2 separate regions of the Homo sapiens genome follow, and region 1 is linked to region 2. Evidence: chromatin loops called from intact Hi-C (ENCODE). Cell type or tissue: gastrocnemius medialis. All regions are shown on one strand.

The links. Hi-C counts contacts between places; a loop is a spot of excess contacts. Peaks named below come from ENCODE experiments on the same cell type or tissue, not always from the same donor. Only the 100,000 strongest peaks of a DNase experiment are listed, where the experiment ranks them.
Region 1: it touches region 2 in a loop (5-fold over the local background); 5 of 110 quality-filtered maps call a loop at or near these places.

Annotation. Positions count from the first base shown.
Region 1 is chr6:150,192,458-150,200,457 of GRCh38, forward strand. The region is part of intron 1 of PPP1R14C (protein phosphatase 1 regulatory inhibitor subunit 14C); the gene reads left to right. Among named protein-coding and RNA genes, the nearest start is that of PPP1R14C, 53 kb to the left of the region's middle. RefSeq lists a silencer at 4,696-4,990. In gastrocnemius medialis, no CTCF peak of the experiment used is centred here; a DNase peak (open chromatin) is centred at 3,764; H3K27ac peaks cover 1,528 bases.
Region 2 is chr6:150,315,566-150,323,565 of GRCh38, forward strand. No RefSeq gene overlaps it. Among named protein-coding and RNA genes, the nearest start is that of IYD, 49 kb to the right of the region's middle. In gastrocnemius medialis, no CTCF peak of the experiment used is centred here; DNase peaks (open chromatin) are centred at 4,996, 7,016 and 7,106; H3K4me3 peaks cover 651 bases; H3K27ac peaks cover 3,653 bases.

The DNA of each region.
Region 1 (8,000 bases), 120 kb before region 2:
TGCTCCCACTGATCAACAAGAGACAGGGCTCAGGCGGTAATGCTTTCTTGCCCATGTTCACCTCCTACTGTGTGGCCTGGTCCCAAACAGGCCATGGACCAGTACCACTGTGCTTTAAAGGAAATTCAGACTGGCAAATTACCTATCTGCTCCAGGTATCTGTTGTTGCATGCCACAAAACACCCCCCAAATCTCAGTAGCTTAACACAATATGTGTTATTATATTTCATGGTTCTGGGGGTTGATAGGACTCAGCTGGATGGTTCCCTCTTGGGCTCTCTTACACAGCCGGAGTCAGATGGTGGCTGGGTCTGGAATCATCCGAAGACTGGACTGGGCTGGTTTTCCACGATGGTTCCTTCACCTACAGGTCTGGCTTCTTGCCCTCTCTGTTTCCACACAGTGTCTCATCTTTCAGGGCCTCTCATCTTTTGGGACTGGTACTAGTCCATGGCCTGGGTCTTGGGACCCCTGTGCTAGAGGATGACATGGCACAGTCACACATTTGGCTGACCTTTTAGTGGGAGGGAGATAGACCCTGGAATATTCTGAGTGATCAGTTCTCTTTTCCCAGTTATCTTTTTCTTACTCTGTTGTTTAAGTACAGAGTATAAATCATTTTTTGTATAGGCTGTTCCTGGCAGATATGGGCCAAGCTTTGATTCATAGAGAGAAGGAAGCTTAGACGTTACCAAGACCAGTGCTTCCCAAATCTCCTGATTATCCAAATCACCGAGGGAGCTTTAAAAAGTCACTCAAGGCTTGTTTAATCAGCATCTCCAGGACACAGGAAGAAGAAAAAGAGGAGGAAAAAGAGGAGGAAGAGACAAGGATGTCTCACATGTGAGAAAATCTCAGAGACTGCTACACTAGATGGAAAGTTGCCTATGTCAGTGGTCCCCAAATGCCACACTACTCAGAAAGACAGGAAAACAAGAAAAAAAGTACATTTTCTTTATTAGAATTGGAGTGTGTAGATGTCTGTATCAGAGTCTGCATTTTCAAAAGAATTTCCAGGAGTGAGTAAGAGAAAGGAAGATGAAGAAGAAGAGAGCTACGACGGGAAAGAGATCGGAAATGAGAAGATGGACTTGGCTTGCATCCTGCAGATAATGAGTAAATGCTGAAGTCCTCGATGGAGGGCCAGGGCTGGGAGAAGGGGAGGAGGGAGGGGTGGGAGGTAGCTGTATACATCTGGAGGAGGGAGGGGATGACATCTGCCTCTGCTGGGTCACTCAGATCTGGAATGTCCTTGCAAGGAAGCCCATTCTGATTTTGAACAGCTGCTCTTGATAAAAGCTCATTCCCCATTTCCTTCTACCATTCATAGGATGTAGCTCTGGAGCCCCCTGTCCTAAGCCTCCTTATCCTGGCTTCCATCCACTTCTTCAGCAGGCATTTATTGAATGCCTAATGTGGGTGACATGGTTTGGCTGTGTCCCCACCCAAATCTCATCCTGAATTGTAGCTCCCATAATTCCTGCGTGTTGTGGGAGGGACCCTGTGGGAGATCATTGAATCATGGGGGGCGGTTTCCCTGATACTGTTCTTATGGTAGTGAATGTCTCACGAGATCTGCTGGTTTTGTAAAGGGAAACTCCTTTTGTTTGGTTTTCATTTCTCTCTTGCTGCTGCCATGAAAGCAGTGCCTTCCGCCTTCTGCCATGATTGTGAGGCCTCCCCAGCCATGTGGAACTGTGAGTTCATTAAACCTCTTTTTCTTTATGAATACCCAGTCTCGGGTATGTCTTTACCAGCAGCGTGAGAACAGACTAATACAGTGGGCATGGTTTTCTTATTTTGTTTTTTTCTCTAAATCCCTCTTCCATTTCTGTTACCTTCCACTTATCCCAAGAAATGGTTACTTAACAAATTCAAAACACTTATAAGGATTTGGACACAGCTTGAGCCAAGATTTATCTTTCTTTGGCAACCCCTGTTTGTTTTGTCTCTTGAGAGTATGTACAAAATGATACTGTAAACAGGATTTTAAGTGGCATGTGTAATTTAGTGAAGAGAACCAAATAATGTTCTACTACAATTTGTATGCCAATTATAAATCATGCTTTTCCATTAATTAAAGGAGTAGCTCTTTGATTATCTACCAGTAGGATGCAAAAATGATTAAATAGTGTTTTATTTAAAATATTTTACATTTTATTAAACCACCTTGGCTTCTGACTACTCCTAACTCACCTCGCCTTTAGCACAAACAGTTCTGTCCTTGGTGAATCTGATAAAATGATTTGCTTGTTCAGCTATAAAACGTAAAAGAGGCTCTTATAATTTGTTGCATAGTTTAAGACCCTGTTTTGTTTGACCACTGCTTGGGGGTTGATGTTTGTTATTCTTTAGCATCTCAGTGAGTACCGGGGAAGTCTACTTGTTTGAGTACTTACACATGTTGAATACAATTATTGACACTGATTTAAAGGTGAGATTGACTCAGTTCATAAATATGACAGTTGATCCAGGAGGCATTCTGTCTGGAATAAATTGATAAAGGCAAAAGTTATAAAAAGAATATGTGTCTGCTTTTGCTTTGTACTTTACTTACATACCTAGAGCAGTTACTAGTTATAGCCTTTTGAATATAACCTGTATGACCATCTTCAAATCTGTCTCAATTTCAAGAGGAGGTTACTCATGCAATTATGTGGGTTACTCTTATTCTTAACTTGAACATTTCAGAAAATGAGTTTTATGGTAGTTTTAAGCCTAAGCATTTTACATGGCAGAGAGCTCCGGTTTATTCACTCAATAACAAATTGCAGTATATGTGTGTGTGTGGATACCATGTTATACATGGGGGCTAAAAAAATAAATGAAATGCAGTTCCTGCCCTCAAGGAGCTCTTAGTTTGCTAGTGGAGACAACTGATACACATCTGGATTGACATGTTTTGTTTTTGAGATAGAGTGTCGCTATTGCCCAGGCTAGAAAGCAGTGGTGCTATCTCGGCTCACTGCAACCTCTGCCTCCTGGGCTCAAGCTATCCTCCCACCTCAGCCTCCTGAGTAGCTGGAACTACAGGCACCCACCACCATGCCTGGCTAATTTTTGTATGTTTATACAGATGGGGTTTCACCATGTTGCCCAGGCTGGTCTTGAGCTGAAAGTGATCTGCCCACCTTGGCCTCCCAAAATGCTGGGATTACAGGCATGAACCACCATGCTCAGCCCCTTGTTTTGTTTTTTTATTGTTGTAAAATACACATAATATAAAATTTAACATTTTAGCCATTTTTAAGTGTACAGGTCAGCTACATTAAGTACATTTACTATTTTTTTTTGCAACCATCCCCACCATTCATCTCCCGAACTTTCTCATCTTCCCAAACTGAGACACTGTGCCCATTCTTGATGGGTTTTAATATGCCTAGGACCACAGAGCTATGGGAGGCCAGAGGACAGGAAACTCCCAGTTCTAAGGCAGTGTCAGGTCATGGGCAGTGATTGGCCTGAATGCCCCTTGCCCATCTTCTGCTGTGTCCAAGGACTGAAGACCTGCCACTCTGCAGCTTGGTCGCTGTCTGGGCTGAAGAACCTGTCTCAGTGAGTGGGGGACTGGGATTCTCCTCTCTTGTGTCAGAGAGACTAAAACCGTAGTTCTGCTAGACCTCTCACCCCTTTCTATAAATAGGAGCATCAATGGGGCCTTCCAAAGGAAGTCATTGCAATACACTGTTGTTAAGCCTTCTGAGCTTCTAGCTGTACTGCCTGGAACAGCCTAGAAACTGGCAAAGATTTATGGTCATTGAGGGCAACTGGGCAACAATAAATCTTCAGCCCTGCTTGCCTTTATAGCATCTGTGTAAGCTTGCTGGTTCAGAGCCACTGGGACTCAAAGTAAATCATTCAGTCAGTCACTCAGCAGATAATTATGGACCGCCCACTAGGTGTGAGACATTCTGTTTCTCCTTTCTTTTATGTCAATATTTAGCAGAAGTAGTAGCAAGGCATCCAATTCTTGAATCTAGTTTCTCTTCTAAGGACTTTTTTTTTTTTTGAATCTCTAAGGTTGTTTTGAGTATGTTCTCCTCAATCCAAATTGTTCCCTGCTCAGGAGAAAATAAAGCTCTGGGGAGAGGCTTAACCATTTAATCATGTACCATTTAACACCTCTTTCTGGGAATGGAAACATAGATCAGCATAAAGAACTTGTCCCATTAGTATTTGCCACCGTTTTTCCTTTGAAAAGTAAAGATGTGTTTCAATCACTTCATTTGTTAAAATTAAAGCATGGCCTCTCCTTCTCCCTGTCCATCTGCTGTGACTTGTGATCTGATTTGAGTGTCTGTTCTAGTAGCAGAAGCAGCAGAGGTAGATGAGACAACAATTTACTGCCTCAGTGGAAACTTACTTCATGGCCGAGTCAGAATAACACAGTTGGAGTTTTTAAAATTAATTGGAATTTTATTCTACACTACTTGTCTGGAGTCTAAGCTACAAAGCTGTTGTTGTAAAGGTGAAAATCTAGCCTAATCAGTGCCAATGGCATTTGCAGAAGATGCCAAGAACTTCCTGGGTCTCAGGAAGGCTGGAATGTACTTGTCCTCCCTTCTCCCTCCCTCCAGTAAACACAACCTTCCACCCTCCCCTCAGGCTCCAGCTGCTGCTTGCTGCACCTCTATAGATCCCGAGTTTGGGAACTGGCTGGAGTCTCTGTTGAAGGACTGGAGAAGGTTACAAGGATTGTCTCTGCCCCTGCCTACCTCAGGCCTCCCAGAGGTGGGGGATGAGGGAGTCTGTGGAAGAGGAAAGAACTAAGGGAGGAGCCCAGTGTGAGAGGCTCTGCTCCCGCCTGCGGCACTTCCCTGCACCTGCCACAGGTCCAATTCATGGGAACAGCTGGACTTTCTAGCCACTGTCGTTGGTCTAGGAAGTTAAACTGTGGGCCTCTTACCCACCGCAGTCACTCCCTGGAGGTGGCCTCAGAGCTCTGGCTCCAGAGGGCACCTGTCTTGCATGGAGAGGTAAGAAATGTTTGAGTTGAACTGAATATTCGCTGCCGGCCTGGGGTCGGTGAGATTAGTGAGAAGGGAACAGGTGGCGTAAAAGCTAATGGGATGCTTTAAGATTGGCACATTGCTGATTTCCAGGCTGCCGTGGGAAGGCTGGTGGTGGGTATCCAGGTTGCTGTAGCGGGGTGGAGAGAAAGCACCTCCTGTTTTCCAATGTGGAGGCAATCTGGCCATGACATCTGTGTCCCTGCCCGCCACGGTGGAGGAGGGCCTGGATGCCCGGCTTTGTGTGCCCCTGGCCGCCACGGTGGAGGAGGGCCTGGATGCCCGGCTTTGTGTGCCCCTGGCCGCCACGGTGGAGGAGGGCCTGGATGCCCGGCTTTGTGTGCCCCTGCCCTTCACGGTGGAGGAGGGCCTGGATGCCCGGCTTTGTGTGCCCCTGCCCGCCACAGTGGAGGAGGGCCTGGATGCCCAGCTTTGTGTGCCCCTGCCTGCCACGGTGGAGGAGGGCCTGGATGCCCGGCTTTGTGTGCCCCTGCCCGTCACGGTGGAGGAGGGCCTGGATGCCCGGCTTTGTGTGCCCCTGCCCTTCATGGTGGAGGAGGGCCTGGATGCCCAGCTTTGTGTGCCCCTGGCCGCCACGGTGGAGGAGGGCCTGGATGCCCGGCTTTGTGTGCCCCTGCCCGTCACGGTGGAGGAGGGCCTGGATGCCCGGCTTTGTGTGCCCCTGCCCTTCACGGTGGAGGAGGGCCTGGATGCCCGGCTTTGTGTGCCCCTGGCCGCCACGGTGGAGGAGGGCCTGGATGCCCGGCTTTGTGTGCCCCTGCCTGCCACGGTGGAGGAGGGCCTGGATGCCCGGCTTTGTGTGCCCCTGGCCGCCATGGTGGAGGAGGGCCTGGATGCCCGGCTTTGTGTGCCCCTGGCCGCCACGGTGGAGGAGGGCCTGGATGCCCGGCTTTGTGTGTCCCTGCTGTGGCTGCGTGGTTGTCAGGTGACCATCCTCTCCAGGGAGGGGAGAGCTGCCCCTTGCTGAGGGAGGGTGTGCATGGCTTGTTCCCCTGCCAGAATGTCCCATTCCTTGACATTTTGACCAGTCTTGCCACATTCTATGGGTTAAGACCTGGATGATTACAAAAGTTGTGGAAGATGGTTTTCTTGACGGTCTTGTTTGCAATGGAGGTGCCAGCAGGTGCTGAGAAACACTGAGGGACCTCAGCAATGCCATCTGTTCTCAGAGGGGCTCAGGAGAAGCAAAGATGAGCAGTGGCCGAGGAATGGTGCCGCTGACATAGTCCGGGCAGCCCCGCTGGCACTTATGCTGCTGAGCTTGGCTTCCACAGCCAGGGAAAAGGGTGTCTTTCTGTAGCAGCCATCTGCCTCGCTCATCATCAGTTGTGATGATTTTGTCTTACCTGCCAAGTGGTAGTTCTTACGTCTTGCAGATCTTTGAATCCTCAGCACCTAGCACAGTGCCCTGCCTGCAGTAGGGGTAACATAGCCAGGAAGCACAGCATGCACGATTGTTTTCTCCAAAAGATGTGCAGAAATCAGTGACCAGACAGAAGTGGTAGGCTTCTTCTTTTTTTTTTTTTATTGTCACCATCTATAATGGAATGGCATCCTTTACTTAAACTCAACACCTTTGGAAGCACTGGCTCTCAGAGGCTAATGCCTGTGGCTCCCAACTATGGTGACTTGTGATACCTCACTCAGATATGACGGGTCAGTGGCTTTGGAGGGGGTTCTCAGGAATCTGCATTTTTACAAGTTCATGGGGGTGATTCTGGGGCAGGTATTTTATGAATGTGAATCATAACTTGAAAAAGAACAGGCTTTCAGCTGAGGCACGGCTATCATTCGAATGTGTCCCCTCCAAAATTCAGGTGTTGAAATTTAATGGCTAAAATGATAATATTAAGAGGTGGCCCTTTAAGAGGTGATTAGGCTCTGAGAGCTCCTCCCTCATGAATGAGATCAAGGCCCCTGTGAAAGAGGCTTCATGCAGCATTCCATTTCACCTTCCTCTGATCTGTGTGAGGACACTGTGTTCTGGAGGGTGCAGCAAGGAGGCATCATCTTGGAAGCAGACACCTAGTCCTCACCACACAATAAACCCACCAGCCTCTTCATCTTGGACTCCAGAACCAAGAAAAAAATTTCTGTTCATGGTCAGGCATGGTGTCTCACACCTGTAATCCCAGCTCTTTGGAGGCTAAAGTGGGAGAATTGCTTGAGCCCAGGAGTTCAAGACCAATCTGGGCAATATAGTGAGATGCCATCTCTGCAAAATTTTTAACATTAGCCAGGCTTAGTGGCACGCATCTGCAGTTCTAGCTCCTCAGTAGGTTGAGGCAGGAGGATCGCTGGAGCCCAGGAGTTCAAGGTTACAGTGAGCTATGATTGTGCCACTGTATTATAGCCTGGGTGACAGAGCGAGAGCCTGTCTCTAAAAAAAAAAAAAATCTGTTCTTTATACATTACCCAGCCTTTTGTATTTTGTTAGAGCAGTGCAGATGGACTAAGTCAGATACGCTCTGGAAATGGATTTTCCAAGTGGGGAATAAACAACGAGGAAGGTAACTCTGTGTCATTTCCACTTTCTTACACCTGGGGTGCTTCACACTTTAATTTTTGTCACACCTCGTGTAATCCCCTTGGTACTCTTTAACATTAATCTTGAAGAACACCTTACATTTTTGGTAGCATTATTGAAACCAGTTGATATATTAATATTTGAGGGCTTTTATAGGATATATATATATACACACACACATACACACACATGTACACAACACACACACACACAACACACACATACACACATACCTGTAGGATGTACAATGAAAAACCAGTTAACTTTCTGAAGTACAGGATTTTAAATAGACTCTATTTGAGCCCTGGAGATTGGCAGTAGTCTCGGCTACCCCTCATGGTGCCGGGGTCCGAATTACTCGCCTCTCTGGGACAGCTCCCTTTTCTCCCTCCCTTGTGATCTTGCATCCAACCCTTCCTTAACCAAGTCTGCAGACTTAGGTT
Region 2 (8,000 bases):
CCCTGTGGGTTCTGCACTACGTGAGGCCAAAGCCCAGTGGCTGCTGCCCATCCCTGGGCCCAGGAGCCTGATGGTCCAGCTTTTCCCGATTTCCATGAGGTCCAGACAAGGGTCCTGTTTTCCTCACTCCCACACATATCCTTAAGGTAAAGTTCTGAGGCCGGGCGCAGTGGCTTTTGCCTGTAATCCTAGCACTTTAGAAGGCCAAGGTGGGAGGATCACTTGAGCTCAAGAGTTTGAGACCAGCCTGGGCAACATAGCAAGACCCCATCTCTACTGAAACACAAACAAACAAATAATCTGGGCATGGTGGTGTGCGCCTATAGGTCCCAGCTACTTGGGAGACTGAGGTGGGAGGATTGTTTGAGCCCAGGAGATGGAGGCTGTAGTGTGCTGTGATCACATTACTGGAAGAAAAAAAGATGAAGTCCTTGTTCCTTGAATGCAGAGTGAGTCTGAATCCTGACTCCTGGTGGGGCAGTCTGTCATCTCACCTCTACACCAAAATATTCCCATTTACTGTGATTTTTTTGTTTGTTTTAGGAGAAGATATCAAGACTCTGTGGGACAGGGCTGGGCATGGTGGCTCATGCCTGTAATCCCAGCATTTTGGGAGGCTGAGGTGGGCAGATCACTTGAGGTCAGGAGCCGAGATCGTGCCACTGCACTCCAAGCCTGGGTGACAGAGCGAGACTCCGTCTTAAAAAAAAAAAAAAAGACTCTGTGGGATGAATAATGCATTAAAGTTACACTGAGACTTGATGGATATTTCACTGTAAAGAGCTCAGGCTTCCACCTGCAGAGCTCAGGCCAGACAGCCACCTTAGCTTCTCAGGTTGAAACCAAGTAACTAAGAGCTGTGCAGGAACCCTGGGGGGCCAGGGGCTAAAACCAGCAAGGCTGAGGGGTCCTGGAAGAGAAAAGTGAGGAGGGAGCCAAGGAGAAAAGGGACTCCTCAATGCCCAGCCCAAGGTGCGTTCTGAATGGATTTGCAGGTGACCTGATCTTTGTTGATCTATTAATTCATTTATTCATCATTCAACAAGGATTATTGAGCCCCTGTGATGTGCTGGCAACATTTCTAATTCTTATTGTTTATTGCATAAATAATAAGGTATATTAGGTGATGCTAATGCCCAGAAGAAGAGTCAAATGTTGATGACGGTGAGGGAGAATATGTGTATATGTTTGCAATTTTAGGTAGCTGGCATTTGAACAATGGCCTGGTTATAAATAGAAACTCAGATGATTTCATAAGAGAATTGCGGGAAGTTGCTCCTGAGACTTGTCTCTTTTTCTCCTTTTTTGCTTTAAAAATCAGGGCGCTGACTGGGGGAGTGTTAGCCTTTAGCGTATCCAGTCAGGGAACAAAATGCAGAAGAAAGGGGGTGCCCAGAGAGCTCTCACTATTTTGAAGTAACCACCCATCCATGCCCAGTGTCTCAGCACCTTGGCAATTCAGACGGACCACGCCTGCCTTTCAGGTCTGGATTCAGAAGCAAATCCCAGAAGATCTCCCTGACTCCATTGGGATCTGCCCTCTCCACCCTCACAGGTGATCTGGACAAATTTGTGACATGTTGCTGAGGCCTACTGTTGGCCATTTTCCCCACAAGGTGTCCTGGGATTTACCCGGGACATGTGGCAGGCATGAGGCAGCTGGTGGGGGCTCCCTCTGAGCGGGCACTTGGGGCCCTTCAGAGTCCCTGGGCTCAGGCTCACGAACACCAGTGAAACTGACTCAGGCTGCCCACACTAGTTCTGGGAAACCAAACCACTGGCTGTTCAAGTTGCTTTTGGAATAAAACCACTAAGAAAGAAATGACCCCATAGCTTAGGTCAATTAAAGATTTGAATGTCACAGATGTTTGATTTTTAAAAACTCTTCTGACTTGACCCATGATTACTTTTATATTTCCTGATGTGGGCCACCTCCCTTGATAGGGGTGTGGAGCAGAGTTGGCTTATGTCAGGGGACATTCAGGCATCATTCATTGTTGAATGGTCCATCACTGCCTGGCAGAGGGAGGGGAGAACAGTTGCCCCAGGGGGTGGGGGGTCTTCACCATGACAGGCCCCTCCTCAGTGACCTCATGTTCCGTAGACTGTTGCTGCAGTTGGGAAACTTGATCCCTAGAAACTTCACTTTTTTGGGCTGGAAAAAAGTGGCTTGTGTGTCAGCTGCCGCTGCTTCCATGTGGTACTACCACCTGGCGCTCCAGAGTACTACCACCTGGTGCTCGATGGTGTCTCCCTTTTGGGGACCCTCCCGAAGTCTCTGGCTACTGAATTCAAGTCTTCTCGCTACAGAATGCAGGAGTTTACAAATCTTCCCAGCAAACATCTTCCCTGTCACCTCTGGTGGGAGATGATGCAATGAGCAGAAAACAGCAGGGTCTGGCAGTGACCATCTGAGTGTTGATACTTTTTTTTTTTTTTTGAGATGGTGTCTCACTCTGTTGCCAGGCTGGAGTGTGGTGGTGCAATCTCGGCTCACTGCAGCCTCTGCCTTCCGGGTTCAAGCGATTCTCCTGCCTCAGCTTCCAGAGTAGCTGGGATTACAGGCGCGTGCCACCATGCCCAGCTAATTTTTGTATTTTTAGTAGAGACAGGGTTTCACCAGGTCGGCCAGGAAGATCTCGATCTCTTGACCGTGTGATCCACCTGCCTCGGCCTTCCAAAGTGCTGGGAATACAGGTGTGAGCCACCGTGCCCAGCCGTGTGTTGATACTTCTGAGCTCTCAGGGCAGGGGCCGCTCTGGAGTCAGCTGGCACCTCGGTGTGGCAGTCTGGACTCTGCCTTAGGGCTAGACATGAGGGACTGGAGGCAAGTGTGGTTGGTGCTCTTGGTAGTTTGCTGACTACAGATCCCTGACAAAACTGAGCATGTAGCGAAGAATGTGACACACCTGGTGGCCTCCCCAGTGGAATACTATTTCTGCATCTCAGCTCCAGAGCGCAACTGAGCTGGCCCTCTACTTTTCTTTCCATCTACCTCTAGGCTTAGGAAAGCACACAAGCTAGAATCAGCAGTTGGGGAGCCAATTGTTGGGCTCACCTCCACAGCTCACAGGGCTCTGTGGCCTAGTGGCAGGACTTTCTAATGGTTACACACATAGACACTGCAGGAGGTGCCCATTCGATGACCTCCTAGCTGTGGGTAGGTTACTTCAGTTCTCTGTGCCTCGGTTTTCTCCTGGGGACGATAATATTGCCTGTTTCATAGGATTGTCATGCAGGCTGAATTGCTCCAACATGAGAATTTTCAGACAGTGCCTGACACAAAGCAAGCATTTAATATGGAAAATAGCTTAAAAACACTGGAGGCACTTGAGGTCAGGAGTTCGAGACCGGCCTGGCTAACATGGCAAAATGCCATCTCTACTAAAAATACAAAAATTAGCTGGGCATGGTGGTACATGCCTGTAGTCCCAGCTACTCCAGAGGCTGAGGCATGAGAATCGCTTGAACCCAGGAAGCAGAGGTTGCAGTGAGCCGAGATCGTGCCATTGCACTCCAGACTGGGCAACAGAGTGAGACTCCATCGCAAACAAACAAACAAACAAACAAACAAACAAACAAAACACTGGAGGCAAATGAGTAGGAACTTTTCTGTAGGACTGTTTGGACTATAAAAATTCAGGTCTAGTTCTTTTCAAATATTCTGATTTTCTACTACGAACCAAAAGGTATCTGAGACAGGTCTCAATCAATTTAGAAAGTCTACCTTGCCAAGGTTAAGAGCATGCGCCCGGGAGGCAGGTCTGTGCCTTCTTCAAAGATGATTCTGAAGGCTTCAATATTTAAAGGGGAAAGGGTGGACATTGGGGAAAGAGGAAGGCATTTTTTAAAGGTATGGGTAGATAAGAGACAAATGATTGCATTCTTTTGAGTCCTTGATCATCTTTTCACCAAATACACAGTTTACAGGTGAGAGGGGGTTAGAGGAAAAGTCACTTATGCCTTCATCTAGTTCCTTGAATCTGTATGCTTGCATCAGAGAAAGCAATCAGATATGCATTTGTCTCAGGTGAGCAGAGGGAGGGCTTTGAGTTCTGTCCTTTGTCCCGCACCTGTGAAGATAATCTATCAATTTACATTGTTAGGGTGAAATTCAACAGAATTGTTTTAGGATAAAGATCTTGGGGCCCATAAGGAATTTCCTGGTGGGCAAGTGGTGAGGGATGTAGGTAGCTTTAAAAAAAAAATCTTTGTAGCTATCTTATTTAGGAATAAAATGGGAGGGAGGTTTGCCTGATGCAGTTTCCAGCTTGACTTTTCCCTTGGGCTTAGTGATTTTGGGGTCCTGAGATTTATTTTCCTTTCACACTACTCACTAGAAGCAAGAGCAACATCTCTTCGACAGATTGGTTGTGCTTTGACTGTTATTGTCATCCAGAGACCACCGCCTGCAAAAGCTGATTCCATATGACCTGAAAAGTGATTTGCTGTGCTCATTGAGGAAAGGGTTCCCAGGACTGAGTTTCTGGGTGTCTCTCTCTAGGACAAGTGGCATTAGCAAGACCCCTGCAAGTGGCCACTGCTCCCTGTCCACCTGGCACATGCTCGTCACACAGTAGGTCCAGCAAGGACATCACCAAATGTCTGTTGAGTAAAGGGGGAGAAGGGGTGGGCCTATTTTGAACTTGGATGGAGTTTCGATTTCTTCAAGACCTTTCTATGCATGTGAGGTCCTTGCTAGTGTCTTTCTGGAGGCCATGCCTTCTTAAAACAGAGCCTTCCTTGCACTTCATAAGAGATAGTGACATGGATAGACAAAATCTACTGTTTAATAAATTTAGTGTGTCAATCAAATCAGACTCAAAATACAGCCTTCAATCTAAATGACCCTGCCTATAGTTGAGGAAGTGAGGTACATGGTTTAGTTACAGCAGCAGACGAGGCTGAATGTAGCTGTGTGTCCAGGCAGTGGGCCAGGCCACACACTAAAAGGAACTCACTGTATCCTTCAACTGAGCCCAAGCCCAGATATAGTTTCAGCCTGGTCAGCAGTGGCTTCCCCGTGTCCTCTCAGCTAATCCTGGCACGGAGCATGTGGAGCTTGGAAGGCCTACGCAAGATAAAATGCACTCTGGAGCCGCGGTGTATTTTATCACTGCCCGTGCACTCGTTGGGATACCTTGCAAAGGTGCTGATTTTCTAGGACTGGGAACCACACGGGGGGGCTCTTCCTGGAGTGCAAAGATGGCATAGATACAAAATTAAAAACAACTTATGTTCTGAGAATTAGTATCTGGAGAAAATGCAAGCCATTGTGCTACTTACCGTGACTAAAGTCAGTAAGGATGTAAAAAGGAGCCAACCAACTTCAGAATTAACAGCACATGTTTTACAAAATTTCAGAGCTCTTCAATTTAGTTCATTTTTTGCAGATGAGGAAACTGAGGCGCTATGGGAATTAAGTGAGTCTAAAGGGGTCACACGATTTGTAGTAAAACCTTGATTAGAACCCAGATCTTCTCATCTCACATTTTGATGCTAAAAAACAAAAACAAAAAACAAAAAGAACGCAGATTTTTCTAACTTCAGTTCAATTCCTGGACTGAAACTACTTTTTCTTTTCTTTTCTTTTTTTTTTTTTTGGTTTCAAGTGTTACTAATGATACATTTTTTCCAAGATATTTATTCAGGTTTGTTATTTTGAAGTGACAGCCAATTGGAACTTTTTTCCCAAGGATTTTTTTTTCAGGGAAAAAAAAGATATATCACCACCATTGATAAACTATCACCTTCTGAGTTAGCCTTGATTCCTCCTCCTCCCCCTCCTCATCAACATCTAATCTGTCAGGAGGTCCTGTTCTATTGTTGAAATGCATTTTAAATCCATCTCCCACTGTAAAACTTCTGTTACAAGCCATTTCTTGCCTCGACTGTTGCAAAAGCCCTCCCATCCATTCTCCATACTGAGACAGAATGTTTTTTTTTTTTTTAATTTTGAACTTTTTATCTTGAAATCATTATGGCTCACAGGGAGTTGCCAAAAGAAAAATCACTTTTTGGGTAAATGTTAAGATAGTTGTCTTTCTTTTTCTGTGTTCTGTTTTGTATCCTTAAGAAGGATTCAAACCCATCTCTCTCTATATACTACATGTCCCAAATAATACAATGTTGCCCTGATGATAAAAGTGTATGCTCACCCAATAGCTTGTGCTGCCTATATTTGCCTCAGCTTTCTCAGCCCCTCCCATGCAGGGGGACTTCATGACTGACCATGTTTAAGATTTGTCCTGAATGCATGGCTTCAGAATGCCCCTTGGTTAAGCAAGGACGCTGAAGATTTCATGCCACCTGGCCATCAACATGAGATATCCTGGATTTATTAGGTCCTTTCAAAACTTTTTCTCTCCATCGCAAGCCCTTAGGATTCATTCCTATCATTTTTAAGTATGGAGGTTAATTTTTCTTCAAATGTAGCTGCCCAGAAACTCTCTTTTTCCTGTGAAGCCCAAATAAGCTCCTGAAGCTAGCTCTGGACCCCCGGTGGCAATGTTGTCGGAACGGGGGAACTTTCTTTTTATACTTTGAACCAAGGGAGTCTGCTGAGGTGACACAGGCCATTGGAAACACAGGCTATTCTGTGAAGGCTCCTTGATCACATCATGCCCTGTGGGTGGACACCCTCCTTTGTAGGACCTGCCCTGGACAAGACTGAGAGGTAGAAGACACTTGCCTTTCCATTTCTCCCCAAGGTTCCCTCCGTTCGGGGCCATCCACAGATCTTTCTCCAGCTCCATCTCTCTCTGAAGCTGGCAGACAGGGACAGCCTCTCTTCATGTGTTCCACGTTTCCTTGTGTTACAATCTGGACTTCAGTGTTAATCCATTATTTCATTAAACACCCACTCATTGGGACACCTCTGGGCTGGGCTTAGACCCTGGGGATAAGAAGATGAAGGGCATGGAGGTTCAGGCCATTTCGGAACTTCCAGGTCCCTCAGGGAGGGCAGAGAAGTGGACAGGCAAGCCCAGGAACCCGTGAAGGCTGCCGTCCTGCTGTCAGTTATGTGTGTTGTGCAACCAAGACTCATAGATTTTCATCCCAGCAAAGCCAGCTGGGAAAGGAAAAGGGACAGTTGTGAGCTCTGAGAGTCAGCTTCCTTGAATTGTTCTTTGAGTTAAAATCAAAGCTGGCAATTAAGACTCTCCTACTACCAAGCTGTGGAACAAACTGTCCCAGGAGGCCCGACTTTCCCCTCTCCTCACCCTGCAAGCAGCAGCAGCTGGTGTCACCAAGGGGCAATGAGCGATTCCTCTCCCGAATCTCCTTAGTCACCCTGTATTGGGTTTTTCTCTTGCACCTGCTGTGTCCTTGACTAAAATCCAGATGTAATCACAAGGACAGGAAATTCGGGCAGGCCCTTGGCATGGCCCGGGCACAGCCAACTGCAGTCAGAGGAGACCCTGGCAGAGGCCCCCATTTGCAGTCTCCATGTTCACCATCCTCTCCCCGTGACTGAGTGACGCCTGACGAGGGAGGTGGCCAGGGTTATCCTTAGGTTTATTAAAGTATACTTCATACTTTGCTGATTTTTCTCTTGTTTTCTTCATTGGAATTTAAAAATTCGAAAAATAGAAGCCATTTGTTCTCCCTTTATTCTGAAAGAAAACTATTGATAAAGAGCTTATGTTCCTTCCAGACATTTCTATTGCTCTCTCCTCACCCGGTGATTCTACTGAAGATAAAAATCTCATTGCTGGAAGCAGATGCACTCTGGGGCTGGAAATGCCTCGCTTTCTCTATTTCAGGTCATTGCGCAATGCAGATAGACCCAGGGGCTGCTTAGGGCTGGAGTGTATGTTTATCTTCCTTGGAGTGTTTCAGGAGGATTAGAAGACACCGGGTGCCCAGGAAGAAACGAGAGTGCGGAGGTGGCAAGGCAGGGACTTCAGGGGCTGCATCTGCCCCACGTGCCCCCCGCCCTGTTTCTTGACTGTTCTGACAATCAGTTTCTTCACCTGCTAAATGGGGGCAATTCAAGT